Linked DNA regions of Homo sapiens: region 1 is linked to region 2. A link is a loop called in an ENCODE intact Hi-C map of the cell type or tissue named here. Cell type or tissue: IMR-90. All regions are shown on one strand. Each heading gives the region's core, and the rest is flanking DNA. Links, peaks and the distances in the headings are about the cores only.

Region 1 (8,692 bases), core at 138-8,137, 240 kb before region 2:
TGACTGCAGAGTCATCATTGGGATGATTGACGTAATATGTTTATTTCACTTACATTTTTGGTCATAACTGTGGGGATGGTGTTCTGTCATCTTGTTTTATGCTTTCTCTTTTATATTGCGCCACACTATTTTGAAGATATATGTCTCAGATCTGTATAATATTTCTTCCATTAACCCTGCTTGTATTGCCTCCCTCGAACAAACTTCCCCGAAGTGCTGAGTATGGAGAGGGGAAGATAAGAGCATTGGTAGTCTTGGAAATGGTCCCAAAGGAAGTGAAATCAACCCCATTTCTGATTTTGCCAGTTGTTAATTGTCCCCCTTTTAACAGATATCCTGGGTAAAGCTGTTAAGCAGTGTTTAACAGATATGTTGCTTTTATATGCCCACCCCTCTAGGCTCAGGCAAAGCAACGAGCTGGCAGAGCTGGGAGAACAGGCCCAGGGAAGTGTTACAGGTTGTACACAGAACGTGCCTACCGAGATGAAATGCTGACCACCAACGTGCCGGAAATCCAGAGAACCAACTTAGCAAGCACAGTGCTGTCACTCAAGGTAGAAATCACTGTCTTGTTAAAATGGGTTGGTGGAACAGTCCAATCCTGGCCTTCATAAATGAATTTCAGTTTTATGAACCTTGTTAAATACTTTAGTAACCTCATGAAAGCAGTCCCTTTGAGTGAAATGCAAATGGCTGTGATAACAGCCTCTCACGGCAGGTCTGGGGCTAAGTTGGCATGTCTGCTGTGAACACACATTTTTTCTTACCATAACAACCAGCAGGATATTAGGTTGTAAAAGGTTCTAGTTAGGAGCATTTTCTAAAAGGAAATTAGAAAAATATAATCAATGCCAAACTGTGGACACACACACCTAACCTCAACCACTTTAGCGCTCAGATCCAATTCTGTTCTTTTAGAACGAGAGAAAACCCCCTGTTCAAAAACTTTGCAAGGGAACTGTCAGTACAGATTTCAGACTGGCTCTCAGGGGCTTGGTTTTCATTCTGAATCATTGTTCTTCCTCTCTCAGTCCCCAGTGAGGACTTCATTCTCTTTTGGCAGGAGGAGCTGTATGAGTAATTTCCCAGCTGATGGCGTTTCCCCCGACACTGATGCTACCCTGGAGCCCTGGTACTTTCTGGTGCAGAGTGCTCTGTTGTCATTTATTATTTATTCCCTGTCAAAGAGGCTAAAACAGAGCTTTGGAAAGAAAAAAGAAACCTACTCCAGTCTCTGAAGTGCCAACAGAGAGGCATCTGTGGCTTGGACTTCAGCTCCAAACTGCGACTTTGGGCAAGTTTATTTACTTTGCCCTCTGCTCTGTGTTCTGCTCTGAAAAAGGGGCTGTTAATAGTATTTGTTGGAAAGATAAGTGAGATAATGTAGGTAAAGGCACTTGGCACAGTGCTTGATGATTGCTAACATAATTCATCATAGTTATTATTCACACAATAAACATTTATTGAACACCTGCTGTGTTTATGGTCACAATCACTTTATGAGAAAGAAATAGAAAGCTTAGGTCCTACCACATCACACTTTATATACACTTGAATCGTGCATCATTCAGTCGTTTCTTTTATTCATCGAATTAGCTAATGTATTGAACACATGCTACATGCCAGGCATGTAGATTGCACTGTGGTGGTTTTGTGAACATAGTTTTTACCCAGTGTGAACTCTCTGAAAGCAGGGGCCATATCCTGGCCATCTTTATATCCCTCCCACCTAACATGGTATGAGATCCCTCATAGATATATAGTAGAAATGATGTATGCAAGAGACAGGACAAGTTGGTAGACTATATTATTATTATTATTATTGTAAAATACATAACAACATTTACTATTGTAAGCTTTTTAAAGTATACAATTCAGTGGCATTAAATACATTCAAGATGTTGTACAACCATCACCAACATCCATTTCCAGAACTTTTTCATTGTCCCAAACAGAAACTCTGTACCCATTAAACAGTAACTCCCCTTTCCCCCTTCCTCTATCCCTTGGTAACTACTCTTCTACTTTTTACCTCTCTGAATTTGTCTATTCTAGATAGCCTCATTTAAGTGGAATCATACAATATTCTTTTGTATCTGACCTGTTTCTCTTAGAATAATGTTTTCAAGATTTATTCATGTTATTTTCAAGGTTTATCCATTTATTTCATTCCTTTCTAAGGGTGAATAGTATTCTGTTGTATGTATATACCACATTTTGTTTATCCATTCATCAGCAGATGGACATTTGGATTGTTTCTACCTTTTGGCTATTATCAATAATGCTGCTGTGAACATTAGTGTGCAGGTATCTGTTTGAGTCTGCTTTCAGTTCTTTTGGATATATACCTAGAAGTGTAATTGCTGGGTCATGTGCTAATTCTGTATTTAGCCTATTAAGGAACCACCAAACTTTTCTACAGTGGCTGCAACATCTTACATTCCCACCAGCAATGCATGAGGTTTCTGATACCTCCCGTCCTCACTGACATTTGTTAGTTTCTGTTTTTTAAAAAAATTATAGCCATCCTAGTGGGTATGAAGTGATATTTCATTGTAGTTTTGATTTGCATTTCCCTAATTACTACTGATGTTGTGCATCTGTGCATCTTTTTATGTGCTTGTTGGCCATTTGTATATCTTCTTTGAAGAAATGTCTATTCAAGCTCTGTGCCTATTTTTTAAATTGAGTTGTTTGTCCTTTTGCTGTTGAGTTGTACATATTGTCATTTTGAGAGAGTGTTAGGGTTTTTTGTTTTTTTTTTTCTTGGAAGACGTTTTATCATGTTGCCTAGGCTGGTCTCAACTCCCGGACTCAAGCGATTCTCCCTCCTTGGCCTCCCAAACTGCTGAGATTACAGGTGTGAGCCACCATGCCCAACTGAGAGAATATTTTCAAAAAGTTTCCTGAGAAATTATGTGCTTTCCTTTGGGAGGCCGAGGCAGGCGGATCACTTGAGGTCAGGAGTTCAAGACCAGCCCAGCCAACATGGTAAAACGCCATCTCTACTGAAAATACAAAAATTAGCTGGGCATGATGGCGGGTGCCTATAATCCCAGCTACTTGGGATGCTGAGGCAGAAGAATCGCTTGAACGTAGGAGGTGGAGGTTGCAGTGAGCTGAGATTGGGCCACTGCACTCCAGCCTGGGTGACAGAGTGAGACTCTGTCTCAAGTATGTGCTTTCTATTATAATAGTCTGAGTTTTATGTGGCCCAGCCCTGGAAGTTACCGCCAGTCTCACCGGTGGCTTCCTAATTGCAATTGAAGAAATGGGAAATAAAGTAACAAGTAGCTTCCCCACATGCTGACACTGGCTAGACTGACCCTCTTATCACATGCCTTCTTCCTTTCTGTTCTAGGCCATGGGTATCAATGATCTGCTGTCCTTTGATTTCATGGATGCCCCACCTATGGAAACTTTGATCACAGCCATGGAGCAGCTGTACACACTGGGGGCCCTGGATGACGAGGGCCTGCTCACTCGCTTGGGCCGCCGGGTAAGGGACAGACTCAACTTCCTGTGCTTTTGGGAAGATTCCCTGGTCAGCCTTTCACATCCTTCGGTCTGTACAAAATCAGGCTGAGGCCGTGGATAAGCTTTGAGTAAAATTCTAAATGTTTGTTTTTAACCTGAATTTCTCCACTGTCACTTTAAACTGTTTCTTCTTTATACAAAAAGGTGTTCTGTTCATAATTTTGCCTGAGGATGTATTACTGAATGTAGCCTTAATTAGAAACGGCATCTGCAAAATTCTCATCTACCCCAACAGTAGTTATATGCTTGGTCACATACATCCCGTTGGAGTTTATTTGGGAAAAGAATAAACAACAGCATTCTTCTGATAGAGAAAGGCATCCCAAGGCATCATTATGCTTTGGGAAAATCTGTGTTGTTACCCACTCTGACCAAGGTCTTGCTCTGGTGAATCCAAATGTGTCTTCCACAGGGAAGCAGTTGTAGTCTTTTTTTGTCCCTCTAGATGGCAGAGTTCCCTCTGGAGCCAATGCTATGCAAAATGCTCATCATGTCTGTGCATCTGGGCTGCAGTGAGGAAATGCTGACCATTGTATCCATGCTGTCTGTGCAGAACGTCTTCTATAGGCCCAAGGTAGGAAGTTCAGATCCAAGTTTAGATGGGGGTGCCATGAAGTTGGGGTAGTTGGCCTGTTGCCATTCCAATGCTTGATGTGGACTTTTTTTTTTTTTTTTTTTTTTTTGAGATGGAGTCTCACTCTGTTGCCCAGGCTGGAGTGCAGTGGAATGATCTTGCAATCTCTACCTCCCGGGTTCAAGCAGTTCTCCTGCCTCAGCCTCCAGAGCAGCTGGGATTACAGGCGTGCGCCACCGTGTGCTGCTAATTTTTGTATTTTTAGTAGAGACAGGGTTGCACCATGTTGGCCAGGCTGGTCTCAAACTCCTGGCCTCAAGTGATCCTCTTGCCTCAGTTTCCCAAAATGCTGGGATTACAGGCCTGAGCCATCATGCCTAGCCTGATGTGGACACTTTTGATAGGGTCTTGTAGGGCTCCCTAGAATTGCTCCATGTTCAGTTAGTAGCTGTTGAGTCGGAAATGTTCCTCTGTCCCACTGCTTGGCAGGATAAACAAGCCCTTGCAGATCAGAAGAAGGCCAAATTCCACCAGACTGAAGGGGACCACCTCACCCTGCTAGCTGTGTACAACTCCTGGAAGAACAACAAGTTCTCCAACCCATGGTGCTATGAGAACTTTATCCAGGCTCGTTCCCTGCGCCGGGCCCAGGACATTCGCAAGCAGATGTTAGGCATAATGGACAGGTAAGCTGGAATCTGATGACTCTGCATGTTTGAGTTGAACCACCTTGAGTATCATGTCTTTTCATCTCTGTGTGTACCTATAAAGCTATAGGCACCTTTTCTCTTGCTCCTCACATAACCCTTTTCCTCCAGCTTTTCCATCTTTGTTATATTCCTTCTCCCCAAGTAAGGGTATGCCTGAGAATTACCTCAGATACCTAAGAGGAAGATTATCTGTTAGTTGTTGAAAAAAATGCTCTTTGTTTGCAACCCTCTGGAACATTATTACTGTGGAATTGAATACCTGTCTAAACAAAGTGTCTGTCTCTGAGTGCCTCCGTCTGCCCACTGTGTAGAGCTGCCTCTGTAGTACACTTAGGGCTGGAAGGAAGGTCCTGGTGACTACTCTGGGCACCCCAAGATGGATGTGTTGGGCACTGTCATTGTGAAAATAGACCTGTGAAAGCTGAGTGGGCTCATATCTTTTGTCCTATCTTGATAGACACAAGCTGGATGTTGTTTCCTGTGGCAAGTCCACAGTCCGAGTGCAGAAGGCCATCTGCAGTGGGTTCTTCCGTAATGCTGCCAAGAAAGACCCGCAGGAGGGTTACCGGACACTGATCGACCAGCAGGTGGTCTATATCCATCCTTCCAGTGCCCTCTTCAACAGACAGCCAGAATGGTAGGTGGACATGTCCCAGGGTCTAGGGGCTTTTCTGGGCAGAGAAAAACCTGTAAATTTCCTGGTATTTTGTGATTGTGTCTTCACTACTCCCAGTATGTCCTAGTATAACACTGCTTGCCTTTCTAGAGCAGCAGAAACCTGAATTAGGCACAATGTATCAAACCCTATGAGAGAATTAAAATCATAGGGGTGAGACCTAGTTGAAAAAAAAAATTGTGGTTTAAAAAACTACGTAGTGGCCAGGCACAGTGGCTCATGCCTGTAATCCCAGCACTTTGGGAGGCTGAGGTGGGCAGATCAGCCGAGGTCGGGAGTTCAAGACCAGCCTGACCAACATGGAGAAACCCTGTCTCTACTAAAAATACAAAATTAGCCAGGTATGGTGGCGCATGCCTGTAATCCCAGCTACTTGGGAGGCTGAGACAGGACAATCGCTTGAACCCAGGAGGTGGAGGTTGCAGTGAGCCGAAATCACCCATTGCACTCCAGCCTGGGCAACAAGAGCGAAACTCCATCTCAAAAAAAAAAAAAAAAAAAAACCAACTACCTAGGGGCTAGGCATGGTGGCTCACGTCTGTAATCCCAGCACTTTGGGAGGCCGAGGCAGGTGGATCACCAGAGGTCAGGAATTCCAGGCCAACCTGACCAACATAGTGAAACCATGTCTCTACTAAAAATACAAAGTTAGCCAGGCGTGGTGGCAGGCACCTGTAATCCCAGCTACTTGGGAGGCTGAGACATGAGAATAGCTTGAACCCGGGAGGCAGAGGTTGCAGTGAGCTGAGATTGTGCCATTGTACTCCAGCCTGGGAGACAGAGTGAGACTCCGTCCCAAAAAAAAAAAAAAAAAGAAAGAAAAAAACAACTACCTAGTGATGTAGTTTAAAAAAAAAAACTTGTTTTAAAGTAGCATTTTTAAAAAATTGGACTCTATCTAGAACCCTAATATAAAACTGATTTAAAACCACCATGTTATCACAGTAGAAGGGTTAGAAATGTGGCTCCTTGCATGTTTGGCCTTCTCCATCCCTTGTGGCAGTGTGAGGCCCCTCTTCAGAGCCCTAGAATTCTGTGGAAACATTCTAATAAACATCCTCACATTTTATAGAGCAAGAAACAGATTAGAGAAGGGATGTGATTGGCTCCATGTCACTTAACTAGTTAGAGCCAGAGCCAGGACTAGAATACATTCTCCTGAGACCTTTCTTGTGGTTAGAGGTGTGCGGGTGCTTCAGTATTGGGGTGTGGCTGTCATAAACAGACTGCAGTCTTATAGGTGTCAGGCAGGAGAGGTAATAGTATAAAATGTAAGCTCAGCTGAGGCCTACTAGGGACCAGGTTGACTGTAGAGTGGGGCCTATATCCAGAGGCTTGAGTACTATCTCTGTCCCCCCTCAGGGTGGTGTACCATGAGCTGGTGCTCACCACCAAGGAATACATGCGTGAAGTTACCACCATCGACCCTCGGTGGCTTGTGGAGTTTGCCCCAGCCTTCTTCAAGGTCTCAGACCCAACTAAGCTAAGCAAACAGAAGAAGCAACAGCGTCTTGAACCCTTGTACAACCGCTATGAGGAACCCAATGCCTGGAGAATATCTCGAGCTTTCCGACGGCGCTGAAAGGCAAGATTGTTCCTTTGCCTCTCCAGCAGCAGTAGCCAGGGCTTGGACTTATCGATGACAGGCTGGTCCTGAGGATACAGCTGTCCCGTGACTGACTGTCTTAACTGAGCATTTTCTCAACTCGACTCTCATTTCTTCCCTGCTGGTAAAATAGAAACAGGGATTTAAACCTGGCTTTGGCAAGAGCCTGCAGCCTCCATCACCCCAAGTCCTTGGGCCCAGTTGGGAGCTCATATCTAACACAGAGACACATTGCATCAACTTCAAGAAAGGGACAATTTGTGCAGCTCCAGGATGGGAAGGTGGAGTGGGTGAGCATCTTGTGCAGGGACATGGTGAGTGCCCTGATGCCCCAGCTAGCAGGAGCTACTGTGCTCATCTAAAGTGTTTGCCCCACTTCCCACCCCGTCTCCAGCCCCTGTACTTTGGCTTGACCTCGTGGAAATATTTATTTTCTTAAGGAAACAAAAATGGTTTTCTGTGACTGTTTTCTTTTAGCCGAAAGGTTAGGATATTGGCCTGGGCTCAGGGTGAGGGAGATTTAGTATCTGTGCTCTGGCACACATGATGAGAATCCCCTGAATCCCCTGAAACCAGAACGCAGGGCCTCTTTGCGCTCGGAAACGACGTACAACCCAGACTTCCAGCCTTGTCTTTCAGCATCAGCACTAGCCGGGCCGTGCTGGGGGATCACCCGATGATCAACCATGTCCTCTCCACAGAGCACTTCAGTCTGGAGGCCTGAGTGGCTACAGATGGCACATATTAAATACAGAAGGTTTCCCCTTGCTCCCTCCACCTCCCACATTCGCAATGTGCAGCATGTCCCATTTCCTTTTGAAACATACTAAGTAACAACACAGCTTTTATTTTATTTTGTTTTTATTTTTTTCCCCTGAGGTCCTGGATGGACTTTAACAAAGGGATTTTATGGTCAAAACCTCCCTTTCCCCACTCCAAACAGAAAACAAACATAACACCTCTCCTCTCAGCTGGTTTGTGCTGCCAGTATCTGTGCTGCAGGGCTTGTTCTTAGTGGTTTTTTCCTAGCACTTGCTTGGAGAATAGCCACCTCCTTGTGCCCTCCTCACAGCTCCTGAGGAGGGTTTTTTTTTTTTCTTCCCATAGAGATGGGTTCCCACTGTGCTGCCCAGGCTGCTCTCCAATCCCTGGCGTCAAGCAATCCTCCTGCCTCTGCCTCCCAAAGCGCTGGGATTACAGTTGAGAGCCACTGTCCTCTGCACTGAGGAGGCTCCTTACCTGGCGGAACATCAGGCAGGTCTTGCCAGGCCAGGTTTCGGAACTTACGGAAAGCTGGTCTGGATGTAGTGCTTGTAGAGAAGCTTCTGAGAGATTGGGCACATCCTGTTACGTTGCTGCTTCTCCTGTCCTTATGTTATTAGTAAGTTCTGAAGTGATGTAAATGCTAGAACTACTGTAGAACTGTATGCCAGACACTAAGAGAGACTATGTAACATTCCAGGATATAAAGGAATGTATGTTGTCACTGGGCAGCAAACCACACCCTAAAGACAATTCAGAAAGAGTCCGAGGGAGAGGAATATAGGCCAGGCAATCTGCTGGCTGCAGATCCCTGCCCCTTCATTAAG
Region 2 (8,692 bases), core at 319-8,318:
GGGCTGCTTTCTGGTCTGTGGGCTGGTTTGCATCCTCACCTCTGCAGGGCTGGAATGTGTGTGTGGTCAGGGGGGCATTTGCCCAGGGAAGGGGGCATTTTGCGGCTTTTCGAGAATAGCGCCCCTAGGCCAGGCACTTCCTCTGCAGATCATGACTTTGTTTTGAGCATGTGGCTTCCTCAGGGGCTGTGGCCTCTCGTGGGAGTCCAGCAAGGTGGACATTTTGTGTTTGGGTTCCTTACAGCCCTTCAGGCAGTCGCTGGAGCCCAGCTGACCTTGCCTAGAAGGGGAGCTGTGGGGGGAGGCGCCCTTGTCCTCCATTTTGAAGACGGAGGGTCCTGGCTGGCCTCCCATGCAGTTGCCCTTTTTAGCACCCCATAGTCCCAACAGGTTGTGAGGCGGGGAGGGCTGGGGTCCAGGAGCCTGGGCAGTGGACTTCTCTGCCACCTGGATAATGGCCAGAGGACAGGGAAGCTCTTAGTCTGAAGTGTCATTTCAGACGCCCCCATGGCCTCAGGATTCCTGCCAATTATAGAGCCAGATGCACACTGTCACCTGGGCTTCTCTGTGCAGGCCTGACCAGGAACCCAGGGTTCCTCTTCCTTCTCCCTCCCCTGGAATGAGGCAAGGTTGGGACTGGGGTGGCTGCTGAGGACAGATGTCCCTACTCCTGCACAGAGGATGCTGCTCTCCCCTCCAGGGCCTGGACTCAGCTGCACCCATGTCAGGGGCTAAAACTGTGCCGAAAACTCCCATTCCTTCAAGTGCCAGCTCCCTGGGCAGGCCGTGGGCAATGCACACTGCAGGGGTGCCTCTCTGGCCTTCCTCCCCACTGCTTTGTGGAGATCTGTCCCCCACACCCCCCCACACACCAGGGCTATCTTGCAGTTGGATCAAACCAGGTTCACACCTCAGCTCTTCTCACTACCAAGTTACTGAGTGCCTGGAACCTGTTTCTTCCCCTTCGAGCTGGGGGTTCACCTCCTGGGGATTCCATGATGTGGGTCTGTGTGGTGGGGACAGCCACCACCAGCATAGAGTGTCCGGTGCCCCACAGGTGCTGTTCTGTGGATGGGAGGCTCCCTTACCTTGTTCCCTTCCCAGTGGTACCAGCAGCTGGACGTGGCTCCTATATTCCCAGGAGGAGATTCTTTGAAACCTTTTCTTTTCTGAGCCCCTGAGCCTGTTCTGATGCCCTGATGCCATACCCTCACCACCCCAGCGTCCTCCCTGCCCTGGGCTCTCACCAGCGTCTGTTGCCTCATGCCTCTGCACCTGAATTTGAAGGCTGCACCAGCGAGCCATTCTTCCCCCACCTCCAGGCAAGACTGTTCCTCGACCAGTGCTGGCAGAGGCCAGCAATCTTCACTGGGTCTACCCCAGTCTTCCAAGCCTCCCAAAGAGAAGTTTCTAAAACCTCCCCAGGATCTTTTACTAAGAATTCTCTCCTCCACCCCATACCTTTGGTCTCAAAGGGGTGGTGGGGAGGCCGCCCTCCGTTCTCCGCCCGGTTCATGGTCTTGTTGTTCTCCAGCTCCGGTGGAGGCTCGGGGTACTCTCCGAGCTCGGGGATGATTTCCGTGGCATCATTCTTGAACGCCTGCCACCCCTGGCCCTCCACTACACGGAAGGCTGTGTGTACCAGCAGGCAGACGAGACACAGGGCCAGTGGGAGCTGCATGGTACCAGCCAGAGGAGGGCACGCCACCTTCCAGTAGCACAGGCTCTGGTCTCCAGCCGAGACACGGTCGCCTTTTTAAAGCCCCTCTCTGCTTCATGCCAGCCAATGAGGACAGGCTGGGGCAGGGCTGGTCCCATGTTTCCCTCAGCCCCGGAGGGAGGGAAAGGGGTGTGCTCAGAGCAAACCCTCCCCAAAGACTTCTCCTCTAGCTCAGCAAACTTCCAAATTGCTGCTGGCACTCCCAGGTGACCCAGAGAGAGGGGGCGTGTGAGGCAAGGCCCAAGCCTGCTCTCCGGCACCTCCCACGTGCTGGCGGCTGTGGTTTTCAGATATCAAAATGAGCTCCGGCTTTTAATTGTCTGTCTCCCTGGGCCCTCGGGCATTCTCAAAACAAACTGTGGACCCGCTCAACAAAGAAAATGTGCAGTTCTGAGTGCTTCGCGGGGCTGAGCCCGGCCTATTCCATTTCTCAGGCCAAGTTCATTTGTCACCCCACCAACAAATGGCCCAAGGCGTTTCTGTTTGACCCCCATAGACCCAGCCAGAGGCAAAAAGATGCTTTTAAAGAAATCCCATTGGTCCCAACTCCACAAGTCTCAGCATTCATTGTCCTAACCAAGAAAGCCTCTCTTGGTATTCTCTGGAAGGCAAGAGAGAGAACTAGAGGGTCAGAGCAAGGGTGCCCGCTTGGGAGAGAGGGCAGGATTCTGGTTACAAATCGAGGATGCGCTGGTCACTCAGGCTCCTGTGGTGGACAGCACAGAGGAAATCCCAGCTCATGCTCCTCAGGGATCCTGTGCACTGTGACAGGCACTTCTGAGCCAGGGCACTCACTGTGGCTCGCAGGGTGATGTGCTGAAGACAGTCATTTCCCCAACCAGTCTGTGTGTGTGAGAAGACAACACCAAATTCCTTTCCTTAGCAAAAGCCACAGCCAGCGTTTTTAGTGCTGACATTTTATTTTCTTGTCTTCCAGCTGGTTACATTTTTCAAAAACAGTTTTGAGTCCTGTATGGAAAGCTTCATTGGTGCACACCACAGGATGTGTTCCATGAAGCCATCCCAGGACCAAGTGGTCACAAAGAAGCTAAGAGAAAATGCTGCCTTGGCCCTGCATATAATGAGCCACACAGGGCCGGGGCGGGGGGCGGGGGGGCAGGTAGAGGCGTGGGGGAGAAGGATTCACACCTGAGGTGCAAGAAGAGAAAGGAAGGCCAGAGGAATCTTTCATTGAAGACAGATTGTTTGAGGACAAGCAGCTCCTGTGAAGAGGCTGCCCAGATCCTCTGGTATTTTAACTGGGCAATGAATCAGCATGCCCCACCTGCAGAGCCTCTGCAAGTCCTTTGCCACCTGCCTCAACTTGCAAGTCGCTGTGTCCATCTGCAGCCGACTGTCCTCCTTTCCATCATCCATCATCCGACACATGAATGCAGCTGCTCTGACAGTTTTACAAGCCAGACAGAAGCCCCCTCAGGAAGGGCCCTCTCTGATACCTGCTTCCTAAGTCAGTTTCCTTCAGGGCAGATGAAAACAGCTGTGGCCATTGTTGGGGGTGATCTATCTCTCCCAGCAGAGCCGGTAGTGTTGTGAGAAGCTGGCCCTCCGCGCCACCTCCCCTTGTCTATGACCCTCCAGCCTCCTTTTCCCTTGCTCTGGAATGTGGACTGTTAACCCTCTCATGACCAGACGACTGCCTTCTTGCAATGGACTTGGGAGAGAGCAGTTCTGATGCCTGGGTTCCTTGAGCAGGTAGGATGGATGCTTATAGCCCCACCTGCTGTTGGGAGCGGCTGGACCGTCTGCATTAAACAGAGGCAGTGGGATTCATCCCTGGAACGCGTCTGCCACCTGCTGGAGACAAAAGGAGGGGTGACTGCAGGATGGCAAGTCTCAGGACTGGACGTGATTTCCTTTCCTTTCCTTTCCTTATTTGGAAGTGAAGTAATATTAAAAGGAAAAAGAAGAATCCAGTGGACTTGAACCTCTAAATGATCCACACCCCTCTGAATGGCTCAGCGAGAACCTGCTGTGACATCTTCTGCTGTTTCATTTAATGTTAAGTCATTGACAGCTGTTTATTTTTACTCAGTCCACAAACTTGTCATTGTTCACAGTACTCCCTGGAATTAAACCCCCAGGGTTTTAGCTGATTCCTATTGTGAGTAGTTTAGGTTATTTCCAATTTTTTTTCCTATTTCCAGCAGGGTTGCTATGAACATCCTTGTACGGCTGAAATTTTTTTTTTTTTCTTTTTTTGGCAGATTCTCTCTGTGGCCCAGGCTGCAGTGCAGTGGCACAATCTTGGCTCACTGCAACCTCCACCTCCTGGGTTCAAGCAATTCTCCTGCCTCAGCCTCCCGAGTAGCTGGGATTACAGGAATGCACCACCACGCCCGGCCAATTTTGTATTTTTAGTAGAGACGGGGGTTTCTCCATGTTACTCAGGCTGGTCTCGAACTTCTGACCTCGGGTGATCTGCCCAACTCGGCCTCCCAAGGTGCTGGGGATTAGAGGCATGAGCCACAATGCCCGGCCTCAGAGTAATTTTTTAAATTAAAATTTTAAAATGTGGATATAATTATAAATTTAAATATACTTATAAGAAATAAAAGCCTGGGCAACATGGTGAGGCCTAGTCTCTACAAAAAATTTAAAAATTAGCTGGGCATGGGGTCGCACGCCTGTGGTCTTAGCTACTTGGGAGGCTGAGGTGGGAGGTTCACTTGAGGTTGAGGTCGAGGCTGCAGTGAGCCATACTTGGGCCACTGCACTCCAGCCTGGATGACAGAGTGAGACCCCGTCTCAAAAAATAAAAATAAAAAAAAGAAAATGCAGACTCCGTGTATCCTTTATCCAGTTTCCCACAACAATAACACCTTGCGAAACTATAGGACAATATCACAACTAGGATATTGATATTGACACAATTTACCAATCTTACCCACATCTCCCGTGGTTTAACCTCTACTGTGTGCGTGCACACGCATTCACGTGTGTGTATACTTAGTTCTATGCAATCTTGTCACGGGTAAATTTGGGGATCCACCACAGTCAAGATAAAGCACAGCTCTGTGACCACAAGTCTTTCTCCTGTTGCCCACCTCCTTCCCTCCTTTTCCCTCCCTCCCACAACTAACCCCTGGCAACTACTCATCTAATCTCCATTTCTGTCATTTTTTTTTTTCACTTCAAAATTGTTACATAAATGCGGCCAGGTGCGGTGGCTCACTCATGTAATCCCAGCACTTTGGGAAGCCAAGGCAGGCAGATCACTTGAGGTCAGGAGTTCGAGACCAGCCTGGCCAACATGGCGAAACCCTGTCTCTACTAAAAATACAAAAATTAGCTGGGCATGGTGGCACGCACCTGTAATCCCAGCTACTTGGGAAGCTAAGGCAAGAGAATCGCTTGAACTCAGGAGGCGGAAGTTGCAGTGAGCTGAGATCGCGCCACTGTGCTCCAGCCTGGGTGACAGAGTGAGACTGTCTCAAAAAAAAAAAAAAAGGTTATATAAATGGAATCAATTAGTATGTAGCCTTTGGGGATTTTTTTTTCACTCAGCATTATTTCCATTATCCAAGTTGTACATATCAGTAACATGTTCCTTTTTCTTTTCTTTTTTTTTTTTTTGGCTGAGTAGTATTCCACAAAGTTTAAAAAAACAAAACAAAACTTTAGAGTTATTTCTGGAAGTGAATGCTGTGTCTGAGGGAGTGTGAAGAGTTTGGTGGTCTGATGAGGGTATTGCAGGGCTGTTTTCCAGAAAAAGCCCAGTCCCCGCCCTCACCTGCAAAATAGAGGCTCCCATAGGTGGTACTTTGATGAGGCTGCCGTAACTAAGTACCACAAATTGGGTGGCATAAACAACAGAAGTCGTCTCACAGAGCTGGAGGTTAGGAGTGCAAGTTCAAGACATTGGCAGAGTTGGTTCCTTCGAGGACAGCGAGGAAGGCCTTTTACCTGCCTTCTGCTGGCTGCTGACAAGCTGTGGCATTCACTGGCTTGCAGAAGTGTCACCCCCAATCCCTGCCTTCATCTTCACATGGTGTTCTCTCTGTGTTCGAATTTTCCCTTTTTTCTAAGGAGGTCAGGCATATTAGATTAGGCCCAGCCTAATGACCTCATCTTAACGAGTTACATCTGTAATAGCCCTATTTCCAAATAAGGTCACATTCTCAGGTACTGTGACTTAGGACTTCAATATATGCATTTGGGAGGAATGCAGTTCAACCCATAAATAAGACTGTCAACACTGGGTTTGGGATGTTGATTTTTTTTTTTTTTTTTTTTTTTTTTTTTGAGACAGAGTCTCGCTCTGTCACCCAGGCGGGAGTGCAGTGGTGTGATCTTGGCTCATATAACCTCCACCTCCTGGGTTCAAGCAGTTCTCCTGCCTCAGCCTCCCGAGTAGCTAGGACTACAGACTCCCGCCACCACACCCAGCTAATTTTTGCATTTTTTTTATTTGTTTTGTAGAGATGGGGTTTCGCCATGTCGGCCAGGCTGGTCTTGAACTCCTGACATCAGGTGTTCCCACAATCCCATAAAGTGCTGGGATTGCAGGCGGGAGCCACCGCACCCAGCCGATTTTTTTAAACATTGAATTTAACAGTTGAAACTTAATTTCCAGAAAAGCTGCTTTTCCATGTGATTATTTACCAGCTTTTGTTTCTGTCGAGTTGCTTCTTCCGATGTTCACTCGCCAAACGTTTAATAAAGCAAGGGGGACACGCACTCCCTCTCCAGGAGCTCGCATACCATGGAAGAAATAATTTCCGCATCCAAACAACTCCACTACCAGATGGAAGGTGATCAATGCCACTGAAAAAAAGGTTCAGATGCTTTTTTCTAAAAAAAACTTTATTTTTTTTCTGGAGCACTTTTAGGTTCACAGCAAAACTGAGTGGATGGTACAGAGATTTCTCATTTATGTCCTGTGCCCACACATGTACAGCTGCCCCCGTTATCAACATCCCGCCACCAGAGTGGTGCATTTGCTATGATTGATGAGCCTACATGACACATCATTATCACCTGAAGTCCATGGTTTACATCACAGCACTAGTGTTGTACATCCTATGGCTTTGGACAAATGTATAATGACATACATCTACCATTATAGTATCATACAGATGGGCAGTATTTTCATTGTCCAAAAAAACTATCTGCTCTGCCTATTCATCCCTCCCCGACTTTCCCCAACCCCTGGCAACCACTGATCTTTTTACTGTACCTTTATTTTTGCCTTTTCCAGGATGTCATATAGAGTTGGAATATACCCATACATAGTCTTTTCAGATTGGCTTCTTTCAGTTAGTAATATTCATTTGGGGTTCCTCCATGTCTTTTCATGGCATGAACAGCTTATTTTTTTTTTTTAGCACTGAGTAATACTCCATCGTCTTGATGTATCACGGTTTATCTAGTCACCTACTGTCATCTACTGAAGGACATCTTGGTTGCTTTCAAGCTCTGGCAATTATTAATAGAGGTGGTATAAACATTTTGTACAGGTTTTTTGTTTTGTTTTGTCTTAAGACGGAGTCTTACTCTGTCTCCCAGGCTGGGGTGCAGTGCCGTGATCTCAGCTCACTGCAACCTCCGCCTCCTGGGTTCAAGTGATTCTCCTGGCTCAGCCTCCCGAGTAGGTGGGATTACAGGTGAGCACCACCACACCTGGCTAATTTTTGTATTTTTAGTAGAGAAGGGGTTTCCCCATGTTGGCCAGTATGGTCTCAAACTCCTAACCTCAAGTGATCTGCCCACCTCAGCCTCCCAAAGTGCTGGGATTACAGGCATGAGCCACCATGCCCAGCTGTGTGCAGGTTTTTATACGAACGTTAAGTTTTCAAATCATTTGAATAAATACCAAGGAGCATGACTGCTGGATTGTGCAATAAAAGTATGTGTAGTTTTGCAAGAAACTAAACTGCAAACTGTCCTCCAAAGTGGCTGTACCATTTTGCATTCCCCACTGAAACAAAGAGTTCCTGTTGTTCCACATCCTCACCAGATGCATTTTTTCAAAAGGACAATTTTCTTATGGGCCTTCAAAGGAGAGAACAATCTCTTTCCCCTGGGGAGGATCTGGGATCCTTATGGTAAGATGTGGCATTTGGACCAGACTTTGAATGACAGGCCAAATTTGGAAAGTATATTATGCTCCTTTGACTCCTTGGGATCATAGAATCTTTGATCTGGAAGGACTCTCAAAGGTCATCCGGTTTCATTCTCTACTTGGTTCTGGAGGAGGCCCCTATCTCTAATTAATGGAAACTGAGGATTCTCCTTATTGGCTGCATTTTAAAACAGATTTTGCTCCCACTTGTAGGTGGTAAAAAGGAAATATCTGGATTAGGAGGGCAAACTTCTGCTTTTAGGCAGTACCCTGCATTGAGGGATGTCCAAATCACCTTGTCTTTATTTACACATCCATACACAATGGAATGCTATGTAGCTGTTAAGATGAAGGGGGTAGAACAATAAAAACAATAACCATAATATAAGCTAAGCAAAACAAACAACAAAGCAGAGATATCTCTGTATATACACACGTATGCACATATGTGTGCTTATATATGCTTGACATTTTCCTTTAAGGATATGATGCTTATGGGGAGACAGATTGAAGGAGCAAGTGACTCACTTTTCCGTATAAGCCTTTTGCATTGTTTAAGTGTATTACTATGTACATATAGTATTATTTTTAATGAAAAATTTTTTAAAAATTATACTTAAAAACTTTTACCTGTTTTATATTTTAGTGCTCTGCCTTAAGATTTTGTGTAGAACCATAAAGATTACATTGTCAGAGTCTTGACAAACAGGAAGCGAGTCCAATTGCTTCATGTGATAGAGGGAATGGGAACCTCGAGAGGCTTTCTCTGCCCAGACTTCTGTCTGGGAGGAAAAGGCAACTACTTTCTCTAAGGTTTTTTATTCAAAGGAACATAGCACCAATAGTGGAATTTAAGGCATCTGGGGGAAGGGGATATGTTTAGGGACTGT

The links. Peaks named below come from ENCODE experiments on the same cell type or tissue, not always from the same donor. Only the 100,000 strongest peaks of a DNase experiment are listed, where the experiment ranks them.
Region 1: it touches region 2 in a loop (8-fold over the local background); 6 of 110 quality-filtered maps call a loop at or near these places.

The regions. Positions count from the first base shown.
Region 1 is chr17:43,516,769-43,525,460 of GRCh38, forward strand. It overlaps DHX8 (DEAH-box helicase 8), which reads left to right. Exons shown (of 23, transcript NM_004941.3): 18 at 399-554; 19 at 3,362-3,499; 20 at 3,983-4,111; 21 at 4,601-4,797; 22 at 5,279-5,458; 23 at 6,860-8,692. The coding sequence ends at 7,079. Among named protein-coding and RNA genes, the nearest start is that of ETV4, 25 kb to the right of the region's middle. In IMR-90, for the core only: a CTCF peak has its summit at 3,988; DNase peaks (open chromatin) are centred at 1,053 and 4,003.
Region 2 is chr17:43,757,061-43,765,752 of GRCh38, forward strand. SOST (sclerostin) reads right to left here and starts at 1,731. Exons shown (of 2, transcript NM_025237.3): 1 at 1,462-1,731. The coding sequence starts at 1,681. RefSeq lists a silencer at 3,381-3,675. In IMR-90, for the core only: a CTCF peak has its summit at 3,507 (motif pointing left); a DNase peak (open chromatin) is centred at 3,521; H3K27me3 peaks cover 2,327 bases.